2 separate regions of the Mus musculus genome follow, and region 2 is linked to region 1. A link is a contact called in ENCODE POLR2A ChIA-PET data. All regions are on one chromosome and are shown on one strand. Each heading gives the region's core, a stretch centred on a gene start or an enhancer-like site at or near the end of the contact. The rest is flanking DNA. Distances are from core to core; before and after follow the strand shown. Region 1 holds the start of Ube2f (ubiquitin-conjugating enzyme E2F (putative)). Region 2 holds the start of Erfe (erythroferrone).

Evidence for each region. ChIA-PET counts read pairs that join two places held with the same protein, here RNA polymerase II (POLR2A).
Region 2: POLR2A ChIA-PET joins it to region 1 with 10 read pairs in embryonic stem cell. The contact joins the promoter of Erfe here to the promoter of Ube2f in region 1. POLR2A ChIA-PET finds 5 or more read pairs at or near these places in 2 of 5 experiments (Patski and embryonic stem cell).

Annotation. Positions count from the first base shown.
Region 1 is chr1:91,248,070-91,254,492 of GRCm38, forward strand. Ube2f (ubiquitin-conjugating enzyme E2F (putative)) reads left to right here and starts at 2,235. Exons shown (of 10, transcript NM_026454.4): 1 at 2,235-2,368; 2 at 6,191-6,324. The coding sequence starts at 6,207.
Region 2 is chr1:91,363,335-91,369,757 of GRCm38, forward strand. It overlaps Erfe (erythroferrone), which reads left to right and starts at 3,096. Exons shown (of 8, transcript NM_173395.2): 1 at 3,096-3,314; 2 at 5,031-5,147; 3 at 6,037-6,139. The coding sequence starts at 3,147.

The DNA of each region.
Region 1 (6,423 bases), core at 985-3,484:
AACTCACTCTGTAGACCAGACTGCCCTTGAACCCACAGAGATCCATTCAATCTGTCTCTAAGAGTCATTTGTCTCTTTCCTTGCTGTTCATTAGTAGCCTGTCTCTGGGACTGAATGCCAGAGACAGATGGGCTGGATTCACATTCAAGTTCAGTCATGCTGGGCAAAATACTTCTGTGCTTCCTGAAAGCTGGAGCTAACAGAAAACTGTTAACTAGGGCTGTTGTGAGGACTATATAAACCAGTAGGCTCTTGGTAAGTCTTAGGTGAACACATGAGGCTCCCTTATGAAATGGACCTAGAAGTGACTCATCTCTTTGCAATGTTGAGAGTCAGGCGTATTGGTTCAGCTGTTCCAGCTGTATCTGCCTCTTCAAGCCCTTATCTTTTCTCACCAGAACTTTGCACAAACTCATGCAGTACTTGCCCAATAACACTGGTTCTGAACACCTGCCATGGGTCCAAAGAAGAGCGGGGAGAGCAAGAGGGGGTGCCGGGGTGAGGAGCCGTAAGAAAGTGCTGTTTAAGCTTAGGAAAACAAGACAAGCGTTAGCTGAGCAAAGGTGTTTTCCTGAAAGAATGAGGCAGCTTGTCATAAAGAGTTCACTTGAGTACTATAATGGCTATTCCTGGTTATCAACTTGACTATATCTGGAATGAACTACAATCAAAATTGGAGGACACACCCGTGATCCAGATGTTAAGGCTGGAAGACACAAGTTTCTGATCTGGATCACAATGAAAATCCCTTAATATAGAGAGACATTCCATAAGCTCTGTGACTCTAGAGGACGCTGATTAATACCAGTACCATCTCTTCTGTGTTTGCAACCTCCCTTAGATCAAAAGCCTTATTTGTTTGTTTATTGAGACAGGATCTCACTATGTAGCTCAGGTTGCCCAGGAATTCACTATGTAGACCAGTCTGGCAGGTCTGCCTCTGCTTCCCCAAATGCTAGAATTAAAGCCGTGTACCACTAGGCCTGGCTGCCTTTTACCCTTTCTATCTGTGCAGGAGTGTGTATCTGATGGAAGCTTGAGCGTGTGTAGCCATGTGCCACATGGGGTGGTCAAAGGATAACTTTCTTCCACTTTTTTGTTTGTTTGTGTTTACAGGATCTCATTGAGTAACCTTGGCTTGTTTGGAACTCTATGTTATCTAGGCTGGCCTCCAACTCCTATGTGCAACCCAGCTCTGCGGGGGATCTCTTCCCCTCAATGGAAGTCAGGGTACTTGGTCCTAATCTGAGGACTCCTCTGCCTCACATCTTCCCGAGTTTGGAAACAGGTCCTCATGCTGACAAACGCTTTACTCCCTGAACCCAAGTGCCTCATTTCAAAAGAAATCTTAGGGTCTAGGGTGTGGGGGGAGGGGGGAGACGGGGGGGGGGGGGAGGCGGGGGGAGGGGGCGGGTAGCTCAAAGGTAGTGCTTTGCATGTGAGACCTCCTGAGATTCATTCCCCAGAATTGCTAAGAAAATCACTGGAAACCTGACGCTCCTTGTTCTTTTCCACAGAAAATATCCTCTTTCCAAGGCCCTACCTCTCTAGGAGTCTTGCCGAATTCTCTCCCAAAGTAGGCTATCTCCAGTCCCACAGGGACTGAGAATGCATACCACACGAGCTGCAAGTAGGATGCTGCACATGGAACCCCAAGGCCTCAGGAGGTAGGGTCTCTCTACATATCTCTGGCTGTCCTGGAATTCACTATGTAGACCAGGCCTTCCTCTTGTCTCTGAGCGCCGGGACTGAGGTATGCGCCGGAACTCCCGGCCTGAAGTAGATTTTTAAAAGTGCATATAGGAATATGAGAAATTAAAAAAATAAGGAGCAGGAAGAGTGTCCTCACACCCAGCAGCCACCTCTAACTATCCCATGGCCTTAACGCAGCTGCAAACCGGTCGGATTCTTTGCGTTCAGGAATGGTGCCGGGCACAGGAACTTAGCTCCACCAGCAGGCACTGCACTAGTACGATATTCCTAGGGAAGCAAGCCGCTAAATGAATGGAAACAAACCGGAAGGCCGCTAGGCGGTCGGGGATGCTTGCGCTTCGGTGACCAATCAGCAAAGGTCTTGACACATGGCCCACCCTCAGGCCGTGCTCTTCACCAATGAACGAGGGCCGACTAGTTGACCTGTGTATGTCCTGTGACTGTCCACGAGTGGAGCTGCCAATAAAGTTCTTTTGTAGCTTTGAATTTTTTTTTTAAAGTGCCCACTGCGGTCACGGCGCAGTCCCCGCCCCGCCACTTCCGGTCTCGCCGCCGGGAGCCGGTGCGGCTGTGAAGGCCAGCGCGACTCAGTGCCGCTGCTCCGCCGGGCATGGTTTTGGGTGCCGGCTCGCCTCGCCTGACTCGCGGTGCTCAGGTAAGCTGGTCGCGCGGGCTGGACTGAGGCCGAGGCTCCTGTCGCCGAGCGCCAGGCCGGACCGCGAGGTCGGCGGCTGACGGGAAGCGCTGGGCGGGCAGCGAGCCCCGGCGGCTCTAGAGGGCCGGGCCGAGGCGGACCCCGTGCCGCCGCCCGCAAGGTCACGGTGCGGAGCTCGGGCCGTCCGGGAGGCCGAGGCCGAGGCCGCGGCGGGGAGGCCGCTGCCCCTGAAGGGAAGCGGGAGGTGGACGCGGCCCGCCACGGCGACGGCGGGGAGGAGGGGCGGCCGGCCCGCCTGGCCCGGTTCGGTCCCTGACCCGGTTCCGCGGCGTGTCACCCGGGGTGTGGCCTTCTCCTCGGCCGGCTCAGTTTCCTCCGTCTCCGGTGGGCATTGGACCCACTCCTCGGCGCTGCCGGTGGGTTGGAGTTGCTGGGGAAGGCTTCCCGGAGGGGCTCTTGGCCTGTGGGTAAAAATCTGCTCTCCTTAAGAACCTAGTCGGGCTTGGCGGTGAAGGGAAAGAGGGCATCCCAAGACCTGGTTATCAGATTGAACCGAAGGTTCCAGAAATGAGCAGGGTGGTGTTGAAAAACAGTGAGGTGGCTGGGCCTGGTGCCGAGGCTTCCTAGCTGTTTGGGCCGAATGTGGGGAGCTGGGCAGTAGGCAGAGTCATAGGAAATTAAGGATAGTGATTGTGGGGAGCTTCAGGAACAGAATTAACAGGAGTACCTGGACAAAATTAACTTGATATTCAGTACCCAAAATCAAAGATGAGCTCCAGAAGTGGTCAGTCAGTAAGCCTGGCAGGTTAGATACCCTTGGACACTCATGCTGTACGGTTTAAGTCCCGATCTGTTTCTTTCAGCTTGGAAGGTTAAACGGCCCTAGTGGCCCCTAGTTCTCTTAAATGGCTTAGATTGGAGCTGTCAGTGAGGAGTTAGCCTCACTGTGAGCCAACTGGCCCTGCATAGGTCACACCAGCCTGATTTCAGCACAGCACATAGGAATGCTGAATAAACATGACTTGATGAGACTGGTAAATAACAAGTTGCAGTCCTCTTTGGATGCCCTAAAAGTTGGTCCCACCCAGAGGAGGAACTAACTGGGCCAAATACAACTTGTGGAGTTGGAAACTGAGCATGCTGTTCAGAATAGCTGATCGGTTCCCAAAATACTGCCTTAGTCACAGTGTGATTTTCGAGCAAAGGGAAGTTTGGGTCAAAGTGGGGTTTTCCAGAGGTGGGACGTGTTGAGGAGGGAACGAGAATTCTGAGGCAGCTTCTACCCTTTTGATAGTTTGAGTAATTTTTTTTTTGTTTGATCCCTTTGTGGAGATTTAATTTTCTGATTGTGGGGACATTTCCAAATGGAGACTTTGGTTTATTCCCTCCCATGCTAGTGAAAGTGATACAGATGATAGAAAAATAGGTGGATACTCTAGTCTTACCTGCCTTAGAATATGCGTGTTGGGTTTTCTGTGGAGACACCACTCGTGTTGTTTTCTACTCTGCACAGTCTTTGCACAACATGTTCTATTGGAAAAGCCTACAGCTTACTGAAGATTACAAGCTAGGATCTACACCTCGAAGAGTAGAGCAGGGTACGCCCATCCTCTGCCTCCGATAAAGCCCAGTGTAGAAGAGCAGTGGAGAGCATTAAGAGAGCCGGTGGGCAGCCATGGCAGGTCTGAGCAGCACAGTGCAGGTCCATAGGGTGAGGAGCAGCTCTGTTGTGACCACTAGGGGACTGCCTGCCAAACTCTGAATGCCTTTCCGTTTTCCTTTTCACCATCTGCCTTACTGATATCAAAGGTGAAAACCTGATGGCCCTCATGTGGAACATACACCTCTGTCCCAGTGGTACGTCGGGTTGTTATCTTGGACCATTGTCAGACACCCCTGATGTCCCAAGGTCTGAGCATGTAACAGTGGACTTAGACTTGGCCAAGGTAGAAAGCACTACCTCATGATCCTGTTTGAGGAATTTCTGACAGGATCATTCTAGGTGGCAACCAAGACAGGAAAGCATTGTTACATATGTTCTGCTGTTTTGATAGCTTGTGGGCTGAAGCCCCTTTGGGGGAAGTGACTTAGTGAAGACTTGAGGATGCTTGTGTTCTGACTAGGCTCATCTTTTCATATAGATGCCCCTGAGGAGAAGCCACTATAGAGTAGGACTGAATGCCCCATCACTTCATGACTGATCAGTGTTTCGTATAGGCTACGCCATGACCATACTTACAACACATCTAAAGGAAAACTAGTTTTGTTTTGTTTTTGGTTTTTTTTTTTTTTTGTGGTGAGTGCTTCTTGTGTCTTGGACATTCACCCTCCAGGCCTGTTCCAGGGTGTGAGTGTGTTCATGCCTGCCTGCCTGTGTGTATTAGTGTTAGGAATCTTTCCCAGATTTCAGTACTGTGAGCTTATGCATACTAACATGCAATATAAGAATTATTTGGTGCATTTAGACAAGTGCTACTTTTTTGGTTTTGTTATTTTGCTTTTTTGATACATGATCTTCCTTTGTAGCCCAGGCTAGACTTTGTAGCCCAGTCCTCCTTCCTTAGCGGCCCCCCACCCCCACCAAATACTGATGTTATAGGTGTGTGCCACTGTGCCCAGTGTAACGAGTCCTTAGTGTGGCAGGGTCATGTATAGTTTGGAAGATCATATTCACTTTCTTGTTTTTGTGATATGTGGTACAAAGTGAAATCTACCCTTCCCTAGGGATACTGTGTACAGAAGGTGGCATGAGAAACTAGACAGAAGAGTTGCATTTGAGGGTTTTTTTTTTTTAATTCTGAAGAGAGGAATATTCTTGTGTTCATGGTATTAGCCTCAAGTTTGACCTCTCAGGTAAAACTTTTCATCTGTAAGTTTTAAATTTTGTTTGAGAAATTATCAGATCTGTATGTAAAGGAAATGCTTTTAAAACAAGAAAAGAAATTATATAAATATTGAACTATTTACTCTTGCTGGAGTGTTGGTATGAGGAGTGTCTGACTGATGGAGGTGTGTAATAAAAGCAGAAGGCAGATTGTGGAGGTAGGGATTGCTGACATCCTAATGTAAATTGTACTTTGAGTGATAATGCCTTCACTAGGGCCCATCAGTTAGAACAAATAAAACCTTGTAGGGAATGCTGATAATGAGAATGGAGAGAACAGTGCATGGGAAGTGCCTGTACCTTCTGCCCAACAGCTCTGTTGCTCTAATGCTGCTGTTAGAATAAACAGTTGAAGGCTTACAGGGTGAGTAGCAGTCCTTTTTGCAGGCAGCCGGGAGCATTACCTCACCTGCCTTTCTATTTTGCTGTCCTTCCCAGGGAGGTTACAGCCTGAGAGCCTGAAACTCACACGGTCTGGAAGCAACCCGGGAAGAGTCCAGTTTGGGGTATTCTAATTTGCTCTAATTTCTACTTTCCTTTTCCTCTGAGGGAGAAGGAAAGCAAGCATCATATGTCCCTTCTGCCCTAGAGACTTGTACACCCAGGCCACACCTGGCCCTGTTGTTGTGGGGACTCAGCTCATTTGAAACCAGTGGGGTTAGTGAATGAGTGCCTGTTGGGAAGCATGGGACCGGGTGGGGCTTGCTTGTGATTGAACTAGCATATACTGTACCTAGTGAGTATGAAACTTACGGCTCCCCTAAACTTAAAAGAATCACATCACTTACTCAGATTCCTATGAAGAAATCTAGTTTTGTTAATATATGGAGACTTTTTAAAAACTAATTTTAGAGACCCTAAAGTAAAAACACCTGTATATTTCTCTTGTCTAGTGTCTGGAGACATGGCCCTTAACCCTGCTCTTGCCTGTCTTCCAGAAGAAAGGTGGCAGGAATGCTAACGCTGGCAAGCAAGTTGAAGCGGGATGATGGTCTCAAAGGATCCCGGACATCAGCCTCCACATCTGACTCTACCCGGAGGGTTTCTGTGAGAGACAAGTTGCTTGTTAAAGGTAATCATCAGCCATGGGAGCTGTGTTTATACCTGTAACAAATGAAGCTTGTGTGGAGGCTCCTTGGGATGGATGGATGCAGTAGTCTGTTGAATGGGA
Region 2 (6,423 bases), core at 1,846-4,345, 120 kb after region 1:
TCCTGGAGTAGAGAGAGACACATGGTTCTCAGCATTGCTGAATTGTGCCTAACCTGGTCATTCTGGGGTCAGTGGCATAATTGGTGTTCCAAGAGGAAAGATCTTCCAGCTAGGGAGCTGGGAGTCTAATAAGTCTCCAACTGGGGGCCAGCTTCAAGGGTATCCAGCTGGTGGAGGTGAGCTGTGGAGATCCTAGGTGCTAGCAACAACAGGGCATCCTGACCACCACCAGCTTCCAGAGACCAGGGAAGAGGCAGATGCTGAGAGAACACAGATTTAGCTACAGTGTCTGGGGGTGTGTGTGTGGAAATGTCCCTAACTCTACTGTCCCCATCTCCTGTTAGCAGCCTGACAACCACCCTCTGACCAAAGCAATCAGAACATAGAGAGGGAAGACAAAACACTGGCAGAGTATTCTAAAGCCACCGTGGGGCCACAAAGTGAGCAGGAAGAGGGACAGCCACCAGCATAACACACAGAGACTGGAGCACACCAGACACTCAAGAGATCCTCCTGTCATGCAGGGGATGGCCACAAGGCACCCCAAGAATCATATCCCAGAATCCCTAGGAAAACAAGGACTCGGACATCTGAAGCTAGTGAGGACTTCTAGTTAGAATATAGAGTGCTCCACAGCACATAAAGCCTACAGGAGCATCCAGATCCCTCAGGAGAGCCCCCAGACCCTCCAGGAGCACTCAGAGCCTGAGGGAGCACTTAGATCCCTCAGATCCCTCCGACCCCTCAGGAGAGCACTCAGATCCTACGGGAGCACCCAGAGCCTTCAGGAGCACTTAGAGTCTGAGAGTACTTGAGCCCCCATGTCTCAGTGTTCTAATGCTGTGAAGAGACACCAGGACCAAATCAATATTTTTTAATGATTTACTTACTTATTTAATGTATATGAGTATACTGTAGCTGTCTTCAAACACACCAGAAGAAGGCATCAGATCCCCTTACAGATGGTTGTGAGCCACCATGTGGTTGCTGAGAATGGAACTCAGGAGAGAACAGCCAGTCCTCATAACTGCTGAGCCATCTCTCCAGCCACAACCAAGGCAATTCTTACAGAAAAAGGCACTTAATTGGGGGATTGCTTCTGGTTTAAGAGGTGCTGGGGCTTATCTGAGCTACATCCTGAGCTGCAGGCCAGAAAGACTGGGCCCAGCATGGGCTTTGAAACCTCAAGTCCACCCTACAAGGCAGCACCTCCTAATCCTTCTAATCCTTTCAAACAGTTCTATTCCCGATGACTAAGCATTCTAATATATGGGCCTATGGCAGCCATTGTTACTTAGACCACCACACCCTAGGAGCACTCAGAGCCCATAGGAGCACTCAAGGCCTACAGAGCTGCTGACTGCAAGACATGGTACCTGGGCCTGGATATGCCTTGGTTTGGGGACTCCTTGATTCTCCCAAGGTCTATCCCTCATTTTCCTCCTTTGTATGTTAGGGACAGTCACGTGATCCGAGTACTGATGGTCCATCCACGTTCAAGGCATACATAGCTAACGACACCACTGCTAGCTGCAGGTACTCTTGAGGCCGCACAGCCAGTCAGCCTCAGGCAGGCTCCCACTGTCTTTGAGTAAAGGGAAGATTTCATGCCCATGACCTCATCAGCCTACAGCCTTCCTTTGAAGAAAGAGGGACACGGAGAAAGCTTGGCTCATTGAACTGCCGGGAAGCTGGGTCAAGGCCATGACATGAGGTCCCAGGAATGAGGATTAGATTTCTGCCATGCAAGAAGGCACAGGGAGGTCACTCGCTGCTCTCCTGCCGGGCCCGACTCACTCAGAATGTTCACTCAGACCCAGGCACCACCACACTCAAGGGTCCCACTTCTGAATCAGAGATGCCACTCCTTTGAGGCTGTGGACCCTATGCTTAGCGCCCTGTGAGCTTTGCCATGCACTCCTGTCCTCCTGAGGACCTTGCTTTCAAACAGGACCCTGCAAACATGCGGGAACCTTTCCTGAATGGCTAGAGCTCTGGGGCTATGCGCCTGAACTGGACCGCGTCATTACCTTGAGCTAGGGTCCAGGAAGCCATGCCAGTACCAGAACTATTTGGATCTGGGCCCTCTGGAAGAACCCATGACATCACTAGGACAGTCCGTTGTTTGGGAAAATAACTACTTTCACATGGCAACAGATCTGGTTGTCAGCGCTCCAGCTGGGGCCCTCACTGTGAACAGAGCAGGGTCACTTGATATCTTAGGGTCATGCTTCCCAAATCAAGTCCCTTCTTTGGACTCCCTCTTCTAGCCTTTAAGGGCACCTGGACGCACACAATTTAAGATTAAAACAAATCAAGCAAGCAAGCAAACAAAGGAAAAAACAAAAAACAAAACAAAACAAAACAAAACAAAAAAAGAAACAAAGAAACCCAGGTGTGCTGCTTTATCTACAGCCAATGTAATGACAGCAGCTCAAGGCAGCTAGGCCTGCCTCTCTGGAGGAGAACCACCCAGAAAAGGCCTCCTCGCAGTTCATCCTTTAGGATTTGCCACATCTGTCCTGGTTGAATGCTCCGTGGTGGGCAGTGGGCAGCAGTCTGAGCTCCATCTGCCTGGCTTAGGACATCAGAGGGATCCGACCTTTCAGCCAGACTGGGTCAGTTCTCTGTAGCTGCTAGTAGCAGACTCCGTAGCTGGAGCCTGAGAGGTGCCAGCTGTGCAGATACATCCGGGGTGGGGAAGAGCAGGGAAACCTTAAAAGTGCTCCAGGTTCCCCAGCTTGAAAAGGAGGAGCCATAAGGGCTGCCATATTCTCAGGTACTCAACTTGTCATTAAGGCCTGGAACCATGAGAAAAGAAGAGACCCGGGGCGGGGGGAGGTCCTAAGAAGACGTGCAGAATGGTGCAGTGGGTGTCCTTAGAGAAAGGGGGGGGTGTCTTAGAAAGCCTCGGGTGCAGGGCTAGGAGAAGAGAAGCTAACCCTGGGCTACAGGCAGCAAAGTGGAGGCGTGCACGGACCGGATCGGGCGCCCGCCTCCTCAGGGTCCCCTGTGCCTGCAGAGCGTGCCCTAGCCGCGAGGGGGCGACGGCAGCGAGGGCGGCGCGCGCGAGGCGGGGGATTCAAGCGCGTTATAAGGCGCCGACCTGACCAGCCGTGCTCTTTACTGCCGCCGCCGCCGCCAGCATGGCCTCGACCCGCCGCCCCGTCGGAGCTCGCACGCTGCTCGCCTGCGCCAGCCTACTCGCCGCCATGGGCCTCGGTGTCCCTGAGTCCGCGGAGCCCGTGGGGACTCATGCACGCCCGCAGCCGCCCGGGGCCGAGCTGCCCGCCCCGCCAGCCAACAGCCCGCCGGTAAGACGCAGCCGCGCCCCACATCTTCCTGTCCCGGGGGGCCCTAAGACGGTGGGGAAGGTGGCACCCCTTGCTGCGCAGTGTCCAACACTGGGGATACGTCGCTCTCAGGGGCTCTGTGAGACCCAGGGTTGGGTGGATGCGTCCTCTGTACCGTGGCTTTGGCGGCAGAACTCCACTAGGCCAGTAGGAGAGATTGGGAAAGGTGTGAAATGCAGTTAACTTGCTCCTCGTGAAACTGGAAGACTGGTGAGAGAGCGGGGCTCCCAGATCTAGTTCCTTTTTGTTAGGTGACTGCGTCTGGGAAAGGAGTGATGTAACCAGGCTCTGCCTGCGATCCCTCCCAAGATCTCCACCTGAACTGCTGGGGTGGAGACGCAGGCTGGGGAGGGTGTGGCTAGAGGCCTGGGGAGGGTGGATTGGTAGCCTTCATTGGAGCTGGTCAGTCCTGTTGGTGAGAGTTCAGGGAAGAATTTCAGGGTCTAGTTGATCGCTCATGCTGTGGGCCAGGCACAAGGAAACCCCAGGCCAGCGCGCTCTTCAGTTCTCAGCACCCCAGGGGCCAACAAAACATCCACTAAGACAGCTGGAGATGGTTACAATACCTCCCTCTGCAAGGCATCCCTGGGTCCTTCCACCATCCCATTTCTGCCTCCTTTGGTGGGAGTAAACATGTCCTTGTTGTCTGAAGCCTCCCCCTGACCCCCAGCCATCAGCCTTCAAAACTTTCATGAGGTCCAGACATAGTCACCAGGAAGTGGGGAGTAGGCTGGACCTTCCCAGTGGAATGTTGGCCTTGAACCCTCTTTGGGAGGGGCAAGGTGTCACCAGTTCCCTGATAGCTGGAACCCAGCTCCCACTCCAACTCCTGGGGCCCCTGACCAACATGGCTCCATGTATTTTCGGTGCTGCCCTCAAGTTGACAGTGGTGCGAGTCTGTACACAGGCCACCGGTCCCCTGGAAGGGTCAGTACACCTGTTCTGACCTATAATGGAAGCACTGCACTGTGAGTGTCCACTGAGGGCATCAGACAGCAAGAAGCATAGAAGCCTCCATCATCCTGACACAGCAGCCTGGCCTGTGACCCACAAGACCCCGGTTTGGGTAGTTTTGAGATCCTGGGTCTTTCTGTCAGACACTGGAGTCTGTGCCCTTGACTTCTTCTAAGGCCTCTTGAATGGTTCATTCCTTTCCTAGCTGGTAGCCCTACATGGAACCCAGACCATTAGAGGCCTATTAACTGTCCTATTTGCCAAAGGCCTCTGCCAGGAAACAAGGCCACTCTCAGAGCTTGAATCCTTGGGCCAGTGTTTTAGAAAGCTGAGAAAAGTAAAGGCCTAGCTAGAGTCATGACATCCGGCTCCTCTGCCCCACTGCTCCCCATGCCCTGTGACCACAGTGGCCCTGAGGCTGGTCTCCCTGACACTTCTGACTGTGGGGAGGGACAAAATGACCTGTTGTCACCCAGTATTCATATATTCATAGTCACCTCCTAAGCAACTGTGGGTTCCAGTGACTGTCAAAGGACGGTGACACTCAAGGAAAAGCAAGAAGATACATCCCAGAGCACCTGCTTTGGAGCCCCACTCCTACCTTCCTGCAGCCTGGGCTCCCTCCTCCATGGGCTGGGGATGGGTCGGACACTACCTCTGAAAACACAAGTGACAAGGGCAAGATGCTACCAAGCAAACCTACTGTGGCCATCTGTGTTCCAGGAACCCACCATTGCGCATGCACACAGTGTGGATCCCCGGGATGCTTGGATGCTGTTCGTCAAGCAGAGTGACAAGGGGATCAACAGTAAGAGGAGGAGCAAAGCCAGGAGGCTGAAGGTGAGCAGCTTGGGCCCACCACCTCCCCGAGCCCCTAGTACCCTTTCCAACAGCAGAAGCCATGGAAAGAAACAAGGATCAAGTATGAAGCTGGCGTCCAGCAAGTCAGGAGTTAGGAGCCCTCAGGATGCCAGGTCCTCCCCAGATTTCCCTTCATGGCCAGAGGGAGAAGCTCACCCAACATATGCTAAGGAGTTGGGTTGGCTTCGGGCTGCTGGAATGGTACAGGATGGGAGCCTCTCAGTATGGCCCTGGCTTGGGCAGGAAGCTGGCACTTGGACCTGATGACTGACTCCTGCATTGAGTTCCTCCAAGTAACTCTGGATCCAGGCTGGGCTTCAGTGTGTGTTGTGTTTCTCTATTGAGGGTCAGCCTTACCTGCCCAGGATCTGACCCATTCACTGGGCCTGGGTGTGTGTATGTGTGTGTGGTCAGCCCTGCCCCCTTAGGCTACCTGGCCTTGCTTAGGCTTCTCTATGCAGGAGCTTGCCTCCTTCCCTTAGGTCCTGACCCAGACCAGTATAAACTCCCAAGTGCAGTGGAGACTTGTTGTTGTGTCTCAGGCCAGACTGAGATTCACGTCCCCAGAAGCAGCCTGGGTGGTCTTTATCTGGGAATCACATCCAGAGAGGCAGCTGTAGGGCTCTTGCATACAGAGCCTGCCGTGCCCTGTACAGCCCCTAAGAAGCTCCACATCTGCACAATCCCATCCTTGCCCATGCCTGCACTCCATGCTTGATGATAGAGGAGTATGAGAGCCCTAAGGACCTCCACACGGAGGGAAGAGCCCACAGCCAAGGCGGGAGCTCTCCTGCCAGCCTCGATGTAGGACCCGGCAGAAGGGTCACCTCTCCCCTCAAATGTTCTTAACCTCTACCTTCCCTTCCAGCTTGGCCTGCCAGGACCCCCAGGGCCACCAGGTCCTCAGGGCCCCCCAGGCCCCTTTATCCCATCTGAGGTTCTGCTGAAGGAGTTCCAGCTGTTGCTGAAAGGTAGGGGTGCCATTCTGTGGGCACATGTTCTGGTGTGGGCAAACCAGCAGGGCATCTCTAGAGGGTAAAGTTCAGGTCCCAGCAAACACCTGCTATGTTGCTTCCCTGTTGGCCGCCCTGCCTGTCATGGGGCGGGACTGTGGGTGGGAGACATGCGGCAGGTGGAAGCCTCAGGGAAGGAGGCCTTTTATTGTTCTTCACTGAGGACAGGCCCTGCAGCCTGCTGCTGGGGAGTGGCTGTCACTATCTTCTGTAAATGACTGTACCATGGAGGACTGCTGCGA